Linked DNA regions of Homo sapiens: region 2 is linked to region 1. A link is a loop called in an ENCODE intact Hi-C map of the cell type or tissue named here. Cell type or tissue: B cell. All regions are shown on one strand.

Region 1 (8,000 bases):
TGCATACTAAAGATTCATGTGGGATGGCCAGGCTCTTCATGCATCACATAAATGGCACACCTGCTCCAACCAACCCTCTGAGCCCTATGTAAATCAGACACTGCCTCCTCAAGCTCCTCTATAAAACCAACCACAACTCGCCCCAAACCCGGAAACCTGCTCAGGCACCTTTCCAATGCATGAGGAAACTCTCTCTTCATTCTTTTGCCTATTAAACTTTTGCTCTTGAACCCACTCCTTTGGTGTCCACATCTCAATTTCCATACTGTGAGACAGCAAACCTCTGGCATTTCCCCAGACAAACGATGCCGCTTCACTGCCATCTCAAGCCCAAGTGCCAAAAATGACCACTTTAGTCTGAAGAATGCCACAGCTGCCACCATGCTGCTTAGGATAAGCAAGGACATGAAGATGGAGTGGGGACGGGTTTATTAGAGAGGCCGCAATAAAAGCATATCCCAGGCAACTTTCCACTTCTTAACTTCTGTCATTTTCAAACTTAAAGGTGTTTTTTATTGTTGTTGGTTTGCTTTTCTTTTTAACAGTTTCTATTTCTGGCCAAAAGACTGCTTTTTGTTTTCCTGCTATGACATATTTATTCTTTGTTCAAAAGTCTTTTCCATGATTTCATATAGGAACTAAGAAGACAGCCATGTGTTTGCTCAACACATTGATCCCCTCTCCACCTAGAACTCTCTTTACTGTTTCTCCCAGGAAGATTCCACCCCTCCTGTTCTGCCAGTTTCCTCATATTTGCCTCATACAATTGCCCTTGTAGGCAGATGAACCCGGGCTAGTTCTACTTTACTATGGACACCAAAGCTTCTGAAATAACATCTGAGTCTTGGGATTTGCATATGAATCTTCCCTTGACACAGCAAACAGTCTTTCCTTTTACCTTCACTAAAGTCATCTACTTGGGAGAATGGAGAGCACTAAAATTCTACAGATTTCAAAAACAAACCTGCTGTGCCTTTCCAGAGTCCTTGGAATGCAAAAGAGAAAATAGGTTAGAAGGGATATTTTCTCCTTCCTTTCTTACCTTGAAGGAGCTCCTATTTTTAAAGGGAATCATTGGGGACAATCCAAAAGAAACTCTTGCAAATCAAGCTTTGCCATGCCATCACGAGAAGGGTAACATGTGTGCCCAGTGGTGAAATTTTTAAATTTTGGTAATGATCTCCAGGGTCACCCCTATGGATAACAAAAATATTTTAAAAACCTATAATGGTGCCAGCCTTTCAGAACCCTGTCTCTTTGCAAGGACCTACCAAGGTCTAGAGATCATAGCACCTCACTAGCAGCCTACAGGCATTCTCCAAAGGTTCCCACCTGCCCCACCCAACATACACACACACATACACACACACACACCCTCCTGCTATCCTTTGGCCCTAGATTTCACCTAACTTTATTCTAAATCTTAATCACCCTGTGCCCCCAAACTCATGTGTTATAGGGCCTTGGTAATCCCTTTCTAAGCATATTCCCTGACTTCTTAAATTCTATTTATGAGACATATATCTAAAGTAAAACTATATTTCAGGCCAGATCAGCACGCTTCTTATTACAATTATAAACACTGAACTTCTTAGTTGCTGGGAAAATATATTGAAAAGGCATTATTATGCTTGTATAGCCATAGATTATCTAGGGAAAAGTATTGAGTGTCTCGAGAATGAGTGAAAATTGTTTCCCCAATATACACCTTTTTTTCTTTTGAAAAGTATATCCTGCGTATATTCAAAAGATAATGTTTTTCAAAAGGGGAAATTGCCTCCACTGTGGACTCTTATTAATTCACTTATCCATCAAGTTCTCTTATTAACTCACTTATACATCATATTCCCTTATTAACTTTTTATTCAATCACTGGTATTTGTTTCTAGTGCTCATAATTGAACACAAATTTGTTTACTATTATATAAAATAAAGTAACAGCTATTCACCGTTTCCTCCTTTACCTCAATAAGTTGACATCTTCCAATAGATTTATTTCCCTGTTTTGCTCCCTCCTCAGATCCAGATGAGTGTGCTAAGTGATACAAAATGCTTTTATTCCTCTACCGTTCAACCCCCTGAGCCCGATGTTTTAGTTCCACGTGTTTTAGTTCCAGGTGTCACAGAATTTCCCTTGCAGTGTGTCTCATCAATTTAAAGAATCCTTCTTTAAAACTTTTCTTACACATTCCCAGAGAGCCTATCATTGTCCATTTAGAGTTAACTCTCTACATAAAATTTGTCAATTTTTTTTTACTCACCACTGTTTCCTCTCCTTATTTTCTGCTCCTATCTGAAATCTCTTTTCCTATTTGATTAAATTGCTTCTTCAGTATTTCCTGCATGTACATATGCTACCGATATAATATCTGAAGACTCTCAAATCCACAAATATCTTTCTTTGACCCTCACAAGAATATAATTTCTGCAGCCTTATACATTGACAAATGTTTGTCTTTTACCCTCAAGTGACTGATTCCCTATGACATCACATTTTAGGATGACCAAATATAATTTTCCACTTTATACATAAGGAAACTGAGGTACAAAGAAACAAGGTAGCCTTGAACTTTCATTCAAGGTCACAAAGCTAGCAAAAAGTGGATGACTAGCGATGAGGTCTTCAGGTTGAGATTAACAAACAACATCACAGGATATAATAGGATTTAACCCAACTTCAACTTCATAAAATGAATGGACATTCCCTGATCTTCCCTCCACTCCCACCCCCACCTCAGGGGATTTCAGGATGCACTGGGCAAAACTGTCTCCCTCCATCCCCAACCGTTTCTCAGGCAGTGACAGGTGTCAAGAACTCCTCGCCGCCCTTCTTGAAGCTTACATTCTGGAGCAGGGAGGCAGAAGCTAAACCAAAAATTAAAACAACTGTGAACATATTCCCTATAAACTCAGATGTAGTATATGAAAACAACACATGATTTGACGACAGAAGATGATGGAGGGAGAAAGAACAACAAATAAATAGGAAAAGAGGCCTCAGATAGGAGCAGGTAAAAAGGAGAGAAAACAGGAAGGGGTCAGGACTGGTTTCCCTCAAAGCCTGTCATTTGACAGAGAGCTGCAGAAAGAAGGAATAGAGCCAAGCACATAACAGGAGGGTAGAGTTGCAGTCTGAAGCACCCAAAATGGTCCACTAGGATGGACAAAGGACATACTTGAACCACCACTTAGATTCATCTTCATCTAAAAAATAAGAAATTAAGTGTGTGTAATATTTAATTATTTAGTACATTAATTACAGTAGAATATATAGAGTTGATGCTCAATTTGTTAAAAAATAGATATCTAAAATTAAACCTCAGAGATTACTCTTGCCTATGACAACGAGCTTCTGAAAGGCAAGGATAGGTCTCACCCATCTCTGTATCTTCAGAATCCATCATATTATGTGGAACATAATAGGTATCAATAGTATGTTGGGGAAAAAAATCGAAACCATGCTGAGCACCGGAATTCTGTGTAAATCTTTTTAAAAAGTCTCTTCTACTTTACATCAGAGTCCCTTTTGTATTTTTAGTATCATCCAGCCCCACGCCTTGCAGATAAGCCCCTAAGAAATGAATGGGTGAATGAATGTGTGGACAGCGGGATGGATCATTGAGTGAGGAGCAGTGATTCGCAGGACCTGCATGCATTGAAATCCTGCCAAAGCAGCCTCTGCAAAATAAAAGACCTTGGGCTTTGGTTTCTGACACAAGTTAAAATTATCCAAGGACTCTCCTTGGGCCACTTAGTTGAGGTTTCCTAATCTGTGAAACAGAAAATGAATTCAATAGAAAGATGATTGAGACAAATTTCTGGAAGGTGCCAAAGCAGGATGCCTGGCATTGAGGGACGCTTCACACCTGTTATCTCTCTCCCTATTCTCTCTTCACCCCTACTCCCGCCCGGCAACTCCCCGCTGTCAGCTCCAGGAATACTTACCTGCTGAGAAAAGGAAAAGCACAACACTGACTTTACCCCGCGACGCTTTTAAAAACTCCAAAACACCCAGCGCGATGGGGAGTAGGTTTCCCTAAAGACAGGTGGAGCAGCCATAGTTAACTTAGAGGAAGGTGAATTGACAAAGAGGGTTGAGCCACTACGAGCGGGAGTTACCTTGGACTAACAGTTGTATCTTCAGCGAGCACAAGTCCTGGAATCTCCCACGCCCATCCCTTTTTTTAGCGCCACAAATGCAGCCTCCTAAGAGAATGGGAAGCTTGGGAGTCAGAGAACAGAAGATTGAGCTACCATTGGCCTTAATGGATGTCAATCTTCACTTGTCTCTTTTTTTTCCTTCCTCGCCTCCTTGCCCCTCCCTATCCCGGTAGGCGCGTTCTCTGGCGCCATCATATGGCAGAATGCGGGACTACACCAAATGCGGAAAGGCACCTTCCCCTTCCCTGAGTATCTGCAAACTCAGGGCTGGGCTTGGTTTTTAAGAGCTCAGCTCCTGTGCCAGGGGCGGTGCTAAAAGGGGCTGCCTGCGCAGATGTCATTCCCACAAGATGCAAGTAAAGAAGCACCGCGGACACCGGGGGAGGGTCACAGAGTGACAGGAGGACTGGTTGACCAGCTGACTGGCCTCACTTCTGACAAATGCAAATTACCCAGCCACAGTCCAACCAAGGGTATCAAAACAGGATCTCTGCAGATGGAGCTCAGTGTTATGTGTTTTGGATGCTCGCAATAAGATTTTCATGCACCATAAACTTTCCTGAGTATCTCAACCAGTTTTGTTGATGCCGGGGTTTGTTCAAAGCTGCAGATTACTGGGCCTCACCCCAGACCTACTCTACTTAAATATAGTGGGGTTCCCATAATCCCCATTTTAAAAAACCTATCCAAGTTAAAGTACAGAGAATCACAAACTGGAAGAACTCCTTAATTTACAAATAAGAAATGGAGACCCCCCCACCAAGAGAGAAAGGAATTTGCCCAAGGTCTCCCTGAAAGAGCCTAAGAAAGCGTGAGGCTCTAAGGTTAAAATCCTACCTGACACCCTTTCCTTTCCCCAACTAGTCCTGTGACCTCTAGCAAACTATCCTGTCCTAATCTGTGAAATGGGAGCAACAGTCACACCTACCCCAACTGGTGACTGCAAATATTAAATGGGGCCACAATGAGTCAACTACCAAGCACCACCCCATTGTAAGTTGAGGTTGAAATGATTCTAGATCGCCCTACCCCCATTCATCTCCCAGTACCATTGTATGACCGTGGAGGTGAAACCATCCAGCCGCCTGTTGGTCCCAAACCATGTTCACCTCCACCCGTGGCTCAGTGACTATTTCTTTTCTTGAAGAGAGAGAGAGGCTCCTTGGAGCCTCTGGAATCTGGAGGGGGATGTTACCTTCCCCCTGTGTGCATTGTCTTCCCAAGATAGGATGGACTACGGGGTCTCCATGTGAAGAGTTAGCTGCCAGGGCATCAAGGATGGCTCCTAAGTGGTTGCTGGAGGCTTAGAGACCCCACTCCAGCTCTCTCTCAAATGGGGGCAGCTTGTTTGCAGCAGTGAGTGAGGTGGGCCCACTACGAACCCACAGGAGGAGAGGAAAAGACCGTCCCATCTAAGCTTTTACATAACCCATTGCAAGCTCCAGAATGTGGTGCCCAGGCCCATATCTATAACCCACCCCCAGAGGCCAGTTCTCCTCAGCCTTTCCTGCCACTTCTGCCATTGTACATCCAGACACTTCCCCTGTTCTCTTCTATCAAACTCCTACTCATCTCTCAGCCATCTAGTCCAAATATTAATCTTTCTCTGTGATATACTCTCAGGGTAGAGGCAGTGGTGCCTTCCTCTGTATTCCCAGAACATGTTGTCTGCAACTCTAAATACAGACATCATCCTACTATTAGGGTTCAAGAGCATCTTTTATGGGTTCATGAAGGAATCACTCTTCGTAAACACTGGCCTTATTCCCTAACTTCACCAGACCTGACCTTAGTGCATGATCCATTCCCACCTCTCCCAACCACATGAGAGGCCTTTTCCTCTTTATGGGTTTGCAAACCACAATATGACCTAACCACCAGTTACTGGCCAAAAGCATTCTTGTCACGTTTATTATAAAATCCAGCCAACAAGATGCTTTGTGCCAAGGGAATGTTCCTTTTCAGGGCAAACACTCTGTCCCCAGGGATGTTAGACAACTTCCATAGCCCCGTATAAGCATTAGCTAGAAATGAGTTTTTCCTAGTGGCCCAACAGATTCCCTGAGCATCCCTACTCTTTCACGGATTCCCATTGCAGTGGGATTGCATCAAACCTCTCAGGGCAAAGCTGCAAAGGGAAAAGCAAAGCTAGAGCTCTACTCTGGACCTATCGCTCTAGACAGTTAGTTTCTCTGTGAGGGTCAGTTTTATACGTAAGGAAGAAATGGAAGATTGCTCCCCAAAACGGCATCAGGTTACTTATCCCAATTGTGTGGTTCAGTTGCTACGCCAGTGATGAGCAAATAAACAGGAAGTAGAAGCACAACTATTCCTAAGCTCAAGAAGCAGGGAAGCTCAGGAATTGGTGTGCAGCAGTGCTGCTTGGAGCGCCATTACGAAGGAACAAGCACGGTCCACTGGGAGGTAAAATTCAGGGAATCGAAGACACAGGGGGTATGGGAAACAAGGCAGGCTTTTTTATTTATCATTTGCCATGATATCTCTCTGTGAACTTTCTTCTCCCTTTTAATTTTCCCTGTACTTTAATTATAATTCTTAGGCCTGACGTGGTGGCTTACATCTCTAATCGCAGTACTTTGAGACGCTGAGGCAGGCAAAGCAACTGAGGCCAGGAGTTCGACCCAGCTTGGCCAACATGGTGAAACCCCATCTCTATTAGAAAAACAAAACTCAGTTGGGCATGGTGGCAAGCACCTGTCATCCCAGCTGCTCAGGAGGCTGAGGTATGAGAATGGTTTGAACACAGGAGGTGGAGGTTGCAGTGAATCGACATCATGCCACTGCACTAAAGCCTGAGCAATAGAGCAAGACTCTGTGTCCAAAAAAAAAAAAAAAAATACAAAACTTCTCAGCTAATGGCCAACATTGAAATACAAAACTTCTCAGCTAATGGCCAACATTGTTACCATCATAAGTCCCAGCTTCCCTGTCTTCCTGTCATCATGTGTTGAATGTCCACTTCCCTCCTTATTTTTCAGTTGGAGTGGATTAGCATCACCAATTCAACATGTCACAAGTAGAATTACACAAACACACATAAGCACCGCAATCCTGGCACACACAGCATCTCTGTCCTCAGACTTCCCCATCCTTCTAGTTGCTCAAGTCAAAAGCCCAGGAATCATCATTGAGCCCTCTGTTTCTCTTATTTATGGACCATCCATAAGCAAATTCCATGGGCTGGCCCTTCAAAATAAATGTGGAATCCAGCCATTTCTAACACTTCCACCATTACCATCTGAGGTCGGGCTCCAACATCTTTGCAATCCTGGGATAGACTCTTAGCTGCCTTCTCCCTTCCACATCTCTTCTTGTCCTCCCAGAGTTTGTACCGCGCACAAACGCTGCTAGGGTGGTTTTAAAAAATATGTCAGGGTATATTTCTCCCTTACTTCAAATCCTCCATTTAAAATAAATTTCACATTTATAGCCAAATCCAGACTTCTTCATATGGCCCACCAGGGGCTTTATGCTAATGGAATGTGCAGATGCTCCTCCCTGAGGAGCACCTTTTACCAGGGCAAATTTTCTATCTCCAATGATGTCAGGCAATTCCGACAACACCATTCTCTACTACCTCTTGGTTTTCATAGATATTTTTCCTCCAGATTCTACAAAAAAAGAAGATCAAGTCTCCTTGTGCAATGATTTACTCTCTGATGTATATTGGTGCCAGGCACGTGTACTGCTTTCAGATGATTCAAGAATAACAGCGATTTGAGAAAGCTGTCCTTAAGTTTTCTCTTCTCCTTGACTGTATGACATTATTTTTACAATTATACTTCCAAAGTTTGCTCTTTCCAAACACCACAAGACCT
Region 2 (8,000 bases), 400 kb before region 1:
TGCATACATATTTATAATTGTTATATTCTCTTGCTGGGTTGACCTGTTTATCATTATATAGTGGTCTTCTTTGTCTCTTATTAGTCTTTGACTTGCAGTCTATTTTATCTGACATACATATAGCTACTCATATTCTTTTTTGGTTTCCAGATGCATGAAATATCTTTTTCCACTCCTTCACTTTTAGTCTATGTGAGTCTTTATAGGTGATGTGGGTTTCTTGTAGGCAGCATATAGTTGGTTCTATTTCTTTATTCATTTAGCTACAGTCTGCCTTTTAATTGGAGAATTGAGCCCATTTACATTTAATGTTATTATTGATAAGTAAGGACTTTCTATGGCCTTTTTTCAGGTTTCTTTTCTGGTTGTTTTGAGACTCCTCTCTTCCTGTTTTCTTTCTTTATTGCTTTCCTTTGTGAGTAAGTGATTTTCTCTGGTTGTATGTTTTAATTTGTTGCTTTCTATTTTTAGTAAATTTATTATAGGTATTTGCATGTGGTTACATGAGGCTCACAAAGAATGTCTTATAGATAGATATAACAAGTTATTTTGGGCTGGACATAGTCACTCACACCTGTAATCCCAGCACTTTGGGAGGCCAAAACAAGAGGACTGCTTGAAGCCAGGAGTTTAAGACCAGCCTGGCCAGCAAAGTGACCCCTGTGAGACATTGTCTCTGTAATTTTTTTTAATTAGCCAGGCATGGTGGCATGTGCATGTAGTCCCAGCTATTTGGGAGTGTGAGGCAGGAGAATTGCTTGAGCCCAAGAGGTTAAGACTGTGGTGAGCTATGATTATGCCATTGCAATCCAGCCTGGGTGACAGAGCAAGACTCCCTTTTTTAAAAAAGTATTTTGAAGAGATGACAACTTATTTTAGATTACCAGGAAAAAAAAAACAAATAAAAAGTGAAAGAAAACCTTTACACTTTAACTCCATTGCCACCACATTTTGACTTTGTGTTGTCTCAGTTTACATGTTTTTTTTTGTTTTCCATCTCTTAACTGGTTAACAATGTTAGCTATATCAATAACTATTACTGTTTTTGATAGATTTGTCTTTTGGCTTCATATTAGACTTATGAGTGTATTACACACCACAGTTACAGTAGGAGAGTATTCTGGGTTTGTTTACATACTTATTTTTAGCTGTGAGTTCTTTTTTTTTTTTTTTCTTTTTTTGAGATAGAGACTTGCTCTGTCACCCAGGCTGGAGTGTAGTGGTGCAATCCCAGCTCACTGCAACCTCCACCTCCTCGGTTCAAGTGATTCTGCTGCCTCAGCCTCCCAAGTAGCTGGGATTACAGTCACCTGCCACCATGCTCAGCTAATTTTTGTGTTTTAGTAGAGACAGGGTTTTGCCATGTTGACCAGACTGGTCTCAAACTCCTCTTCTCAAGCAATTCACCCCCTTTAGCCTTCCAAAGTGCTGGGAATACAGGCATGAGCCACCATGCCTGGCCAGCAATGGGTTCTATACCTTCAAATATTTTCTTTTTGTATGTTAGTGTTTTTTCTTTTTCTATTTCTGATTGAAGACCTCCAGTTGGGATTTCTTGCAAGACAGGTCTGGTGGTGGTGAATTATCTCAGCTTTTGTTTGTCCAGGGAAAACTTCATGTCTTCATATTTGAAAGATAGCTATTTTGGATACAGTATTCTTGGATTATAGGTTTTTTTCTTTCAAGACTTTGAAAATATACTACTCTCTTTAGTCCTTCTTTTCTTTGAGAAATCTGTTGCCAGATGAATTGGAGTTCTTTTGTATGACATTTGGATCTTTTCTCTTGCTGCTTTTAGGATCCCCTCTCTCTTTGATCTTTGAGAGTTTTACTATTATATGTCTTGGTGTAGTCTTACTTGGATTGAATCTGTTTGTTTCTCTGATCTTCTTATACCTGGATATTTATATCTTTTTTTTAAGTTTTAGAACATCATCTTTTTGTTATTATTTCTTTGAATATGCTTTCTACCTCTTATTGAATTCCCTTTTAAACTCCAATAATTCTTAGATTTGGTCTTTTAAAATTATTTTGATCTTGTTAAATTTCTCTGATAAATTTCTAAATTATTTTTTGTGTTATCTTGGAGATCTCTGAGTTTCCTTGAAACTGCTATTTTGAATTGTTCATCAGAGTTCACATATCCTCATCTCATTAGGGTTAGTCACTTGTGTTTTGCTTTGTCTGTTTGGGGAGGTCATAGTTCTGTTAGATGTTGTTTCTTGTGGATGTATATCTATGTCTTTGCATTAAAAGATTATTTATTTATTTCAGTCTTCTCTGTTTGGCTTGTTTTGTCTTTTACTATATATGTATGTTTAGAGATTCTTTGTAATTTACCTGTTGATTGTCTTTTCTTTTCTTCTTTCTTTCATTCTTTTGTTTTCTTTCTCTCTCTTTCTTTCTTTTCTGCTAGGTTGTTGTCTCCTTTTCAGCTCTAGATGACAGCTTAAGCCTAGGTCTGCCTCTAAACAATCAGAGTGCCTCCTGTCTGGAATGCGGTGGCCTCAAAGGGGATAATGGGGGAAGGCCAGATAGGCGTTTGTGCCCAGAAGACCTGTGGAACAAACCTCCTATAGCATGGTGCTGCTGAGCAGCCACTCTGATTTGGCATCTCCTTTGGCTGACTTACAGAACAGAGTTTCCAGGGCCGGAGATGATAGTCTCACCTCCCCCATTTGTCTCTGGCTGTCCTCTGAGATATGTTTTCCTTTAGGCATTTCCAATGATTCTCTTGGGTTGAGGCAGAGACCTGTTTCCTATCAGGAAACCCAAGATGATGGGGAAGCTGTTTGTCAACCTTGATCTCACTTTTACAGTGCAGAAACTGTGATTTGAGGAGAAACTTTTCACATACTTGGTGTTGAGCAGATTTCAGGGAGCAACATTGCTGATATGGATATCTGATTCTCTTACTGTCTGCTCAGAGCTTTTTCTGAGCATCTCTCTGTGGCTCTGGGAACTATCTTCTCCTCATATTTGAGTTCTGGGACATTACTGGTGATAATCTTGGTGCTGTATTTTTTTTTCTGGTTTTCTAGGACAATGGGAGGTAAAACTAACTTGCTTCTATGCCACCATTTTGGAACCAGAAGTTACAAACTCTACACTTTTCACTAGCCTGTATTCTTGTATTTTATCAGCTTCATGCTTTTATTCATGCTTTAGGCTGTGCTAATCCTCCTACATCTCAGCATCTTTTTCTTACCTGTGTTGTAACTGGTCTCCAAAGGCAGTTCCAAATTAACCACCCACCCCAGGATTCATCCCACTTGGAAGTCCTGTTCTACAGTGAATCTGTGCTGGCCCTGTGACTCACTTTAATTAAATATTGCAGACATGAAGCTGTCCCTACACCTAGAAGGCCTGGGTGCTTTCATATCTAGGAACCCAAGCCAACCAGCTATTCTAGCTCTGTCAGCATCCTGGCTCAGCCTTTATGCTATTTTCATGTAAGTGCTAGATATGTAGCTGAACCATGTTGGACAGTCAGGCCTAACTGAGCTCCTGGCCAGCATACCAGGGAACACAAGTGGTGTCCTGCTGAGCCCATTGAAACCACAGAATAGTGAGGGAAAAAGGACTGTTGTTTTAGACCACCCGGTTTTGTGGTGGTTTGTTATGTAGCAATAGAAAACCAAACACCACTTTCAAGGCCTTTCTCAAAAGCCACTCCTTTAGTAGGCGTGTCACTATCCCACTACTGTCCCATTCCACAGCTGGAAGTGGGAATCACATAGTTCCATAGTGTAGTCAAACAGAAGATATTTAGCTTCCTGAGTGGAGCCTTCCAACTTGTCTTTGCCTCCCTAAAGTGTATTTCATAAATTCAGCATGTTTTATAATCAGTGGGCCTTTTTAGGTGAGACCAGCAATTTAGGAAAAACTGTTAAGGGGTAGAAAAATTTGTGGTATACAATTACCCCCAGCAGATCAAATGTGCTTCCTACAGAGATAAAACTACTATCCAGAGAGGGGATCATAGCTTTTGATTTTGAAAGTTAGCCAGTTTACAGCTTATCTACTAGAGACAGGGATAACTACCATATTAAGGAAATATAGAGGTATAACCCCAAGAGCATGTATAAAGAAAAACGTGGAGGGAGATGATATGGTTTGGCTCTGTGTCCCCACCCAAATCTCATCTCAAATTGTAATCCTCAGGTGTTGAGGGAGGCACCTAGTGGGAAGTGATTGGACTATGGGGGCGGTTTCCCCCATGCTGTTCTCATGATAGTGAGTGAATTCTTACATCTGGTGGTTCTAAAAAGTGTTTAGCAGTTTCCCCCACACTCTTCTGTCTCTCTCCCGACACCATGTAAGATGTGCCTTGCTTCCCCTTTACCTTTCGCCATGAGTGTAAGTTTCCTGAGGCCTCCTCAGCCATGCAGAAGTGTGAGTCAATTAAATCTCTTTTCTTCATCAATTACCTGGTCTCATGTAGTATCTTTATAGCAGTGTGAGAATGGACTGATACAGAGGACATGACATTCGAACTTCTTGGTTTATAGTGCAGGCTTTTCACTAAATTGTTACCCATGACCATACTTTCTGCCTGTTTTAAAAGCCAATAAAATACAAGTCTTCTTTAGTGATGAGCAGTTGATTTTATTCTGGAAGCCTGGAACTCCTCGCTGTGTCAGCATCACCGACCAGCAGAGGGCGGTGCAGATGCAGAGGCACACATCTCCCTGCAAGTGAGAAACGCTGTGAGGAGTGTAATTTGCTGGCAGCGCCCAGGGGCTGCCCACGTGGGATGGCACTTGGGCCAAGTCTGTACTCTCCCCATGCTTCCTCTAGGGGACTGAAGGGGTCTTTCTTAGAAAGATCTTGCAGCTAAAACTTGAAGAATGAACAGAACTTACACAGACTAAGAGAGATAGCAAAATGTTCTAGCAAAGGAATTATTCATAAGCCAGACTACAAGCAGAATGTCACTCCTCTCCCTTGGTTACCAAGGAACTGTGCTCCTAGCGGATCCACCTCCTTTCCACGAATGGTCCTAAATGTGACCTCACCTTGAATCTGAAAATGCTGCTTCTGGTTGATGGGCCCTGTAAATCCTCTGGGTTCTTACCCAGGTAAGTGTTGGTGTCGTGATCAAAGTCATCTGTCGTCTTCTGGAGGGGTTGGGGAAAAAAAAGTGTTGGACTTTGAACACTGGAGAACCTACGTGGACAGAAAACCTGTTCCTCTATTTTGGCATAAATATCACTGGGGAATGAACTCAGGTCCCAAAAGAGAGCAGTCACTTCCACACATTCTTGTGGCCAGATGACAGTTGTGTTAAAATTAAGCAACCTGTCCACCAGCACCTGGAGCTAGAATGCTTCCTCTGGTTTATGTGGAAGAGAAACCTATAGCAGCTCGAATAGGGAAAGTCAGAACACTGGGAGAGGGCACCAGATCATTGTATGGGTGCGGATAAATCTTGACATAAATTCATAGGCTCTCAGGGATGGCAGGGTTGGGGTCTGTATACAGCATGTTCACTAAGTGGTATCTGCTTGAACAGCTATAGTTACAGAGAACTCACCACCTTCAAAGGCAACCCAGTCTGCCCTTGATCTTCTCTGACTAATAGAAAGGTTTGCTTTCTGCTTAGTAGAAATGGATCTCCCTGGTGATCTCATGTTTCATTCTCAGTTTTGGCCATAGTGAACAATTCTACCTTTTATTTTCACCTGACAGAGCTTCAAGTTGTTGAGTAATATTCAACCAATTATTGCTATACAATAATTGTTATTATACTTCAAACAGCCCATTCTATGTCAAATACTGTGCTAGACATTTAAGATATTATACAGTTTAATCTTTAAAACCACCTGTTGATGCAGGTCCTATTCTCATTTTAGAGTTGATGAAACTGAGGCTGAGAGGCAATAAGTAACTTGCTAGTAAGTCATAGAGTTGGGGTCCCATCCAGACTGGTGCCACTTCAGCCCTCATGTTCTCTACTCTCATGCTTCACATTTACAATCTAAGATGATTAAAGAGCTGAGAAAGGGGTGTGGAGGGAAAAGATTGGTGAAAGGAAAACATACATCCTAAGATGTTTCGTATGTTGGAGAGAATGTGATGTTTTAAAAGAAATGATTGTATTGTTTATAGCTGAACTTGACTTTCTTTAGGTCTAGGATGAAGAAGCTACTGGATTTGGAAGTGGGTGGTACAGGAAGTGGTTCATTGCCATGTGGGACCTGCGCTCCTGGCCATTCTGCAGGTAGCACAATGGTTACAAGTGCAGCCCTGGAGTCAGACTGTGGGGTTTGAATCCTGGCTTTGCTACTCACTTATTAACCATAAGTCCTTGGGCAGCTTGTTTAATTTTATTTTGCTTCAATTCCCTAATCTTTAAAATGGGAACGTGATAGTACTTCCTGTTGTAAGCATTAAATGAGATAAAACATTTAAAATGATATCTGGCACATGGTAAGTGTACCATAAATGCCAGCAATTATTATTGTTTCTGCCCCAAGTTAGTGGCAAAGCAAGGTAGGTTTGGAAACTCTAATTCAGTGCTATTTATTTATTTATTTATTTAGAGACTGAGTCTCACTCTATTGCCCTGGCTGGATTGCAGTGGCACAATCTTGGCTCACTGCAACCTCCACTTCCTGGGTTCAAGTGATTCTCTTGCTTCAGCCTCCCTAGTAGCTAGGATTACCTCCCGCCACCATGTCTGGCTAATTTTTGTATTTTTAGTAGAGACAGGGTTTCACCATGTTGGACAGGCTGGTCTCGAACTCCTGACCTCAAGTGATCCCCCTGCCTTGGCCTCCCAAAGTGCTGGGATTACAGGTGTGAGCCACAGCACCTGGCCTTTTTTCTTCTCTATCTTTGGTAGGCAAATAGATACATTGCACAAAGTATTGTTTGTTTCAGCTGCCATATTCTGATATTTTGAAAAGCATTTAATTGTGGTTAAAAAACACAGAGAAGTTAGCATCTTAACCAGTTTTAAGGGTACCTTGCTATAGTGTTAAGCATGTTCACATTGTTGTGCAATCTCCAGAGCACTTTCCATTTTGCAAAACTGAAATTCCATACCTGTTAAGCAACAACACCGCATTCCCTCCCTCCAGCCCCCGGCAACAAATATTCTACTTTCTGTCCCTATGGATTTGACTACTCTAGGTAGCTCATATAAGTGGAATCACACAGTACTTGTCTTTTTGTGATTGACTTATTTCAGTTAGCATAGTGGCCTCAAGGTTCATCCATGCTGAAGCATAGGTCAGAATTTGCTTCCATTTCAAGGCTAAATCATTTTTGTATGTAGATACTACATTTTGTTTAGCCATTCATCCATCTATGGACACTTGGATTGCTTCCAGTTTTGGCTACTGAGAATAATGCTGCCATGAATATGAGTGTATAAGTATCTTCTTGATACTCTGCTTTTTATTCTTGGGGGTTTATACCCAGAAGTGGAGTTGCTGGGCCATGTGGTAGTTCTATTTTTAATTTCTTGAGGAGCCTCTGTACTGTTTTCCTTAGTGGCTGCATCATTTCACATTCCCATTAACAGTGCACAAGGGTTTCCATTTCTCTACATTCTCACCAATACTTCTTTTCTGTTGTTTTGTTTTTCAATAGTAACCATCTTATTGGGTGTGAGATGGTATCTCATTGTAGTTTTGATCTGCATTTCCCTGATGATTAGTGATGTTAAGCATCTTTTCGTGTGCTTATTGGTCGTTTGAGAACAAAGAAGATATACAAATAACCAATAAGTACATAAAAAAATGGGTTCTTTGTCTATTTTTAAAGTCAGGTTGTTTTGTTTTTTGGTAGTAAGCGTTTAAATATTCTGAATATTAACCCATTATTAGATACGTGATTTGAAAATATTTTCTCCCATTTTGTGGGTTGTCTTTTCACTATCGATTGTGTCTGTTGATGCATAGAACTTAAAATTTTTGATATAGTCCAATTTGTTTTGTTTTGTTGTTGATGTTGCCTGTGCTTCAACTATCATTTCCAAGAAATCATCACCA

The links. Hi-C counts contacts between places; a loop is a spot of excess contacts. Peaks named below come from ENCODE experiments on the same cell type or tissue, not always from the same donor. Only the 100,000 strongest peaks of a DNase experiment are listed, where the experiment ranks them.
Region 2: a loop joins it to region 1, with 13 times the contacts of the local background. A loop is called at or near these places in 18 of 110 quality-filtered maps.

What each region holds. Positions count from the first base shown.
Region 1 is chr11:59,054,253-59,062,252 of GRCh38, forward strand. It overlaps GLYATL1-AS1 (GLYATL1 antisense RNA 1), which reads right to left and starts at 4,200. Exons shown (of 6, transcript NR_033853.2): 1 at 4,120-4,200. RefSeq lists enhancers at 4,035-4,104, 4,275-4,534. In B cell, a CTCF peak has its summit at 4,356; a DNase peak (open chromatin) is centred at 4,349; H3K4me3 peaks cover 1,382 bases; H3K27ac peaks cover 828 bases.
Region 2 is chr11:58,649,522-58,657,521 of GRCh38, forward strand. No RefSeq gene overlaps it. Among named protein-coding and RNA genes, the nearest start is that of CNTF, 31 kb to the left of the region's middle. RefSeq lists enhancers at 2,178-2,679, 3,311-3,865. In B cell, CTCF peaks have their summits at 4,643 (motif pointing right) and 4,842; a DNase peak (open chromatin) is centred at 4,690.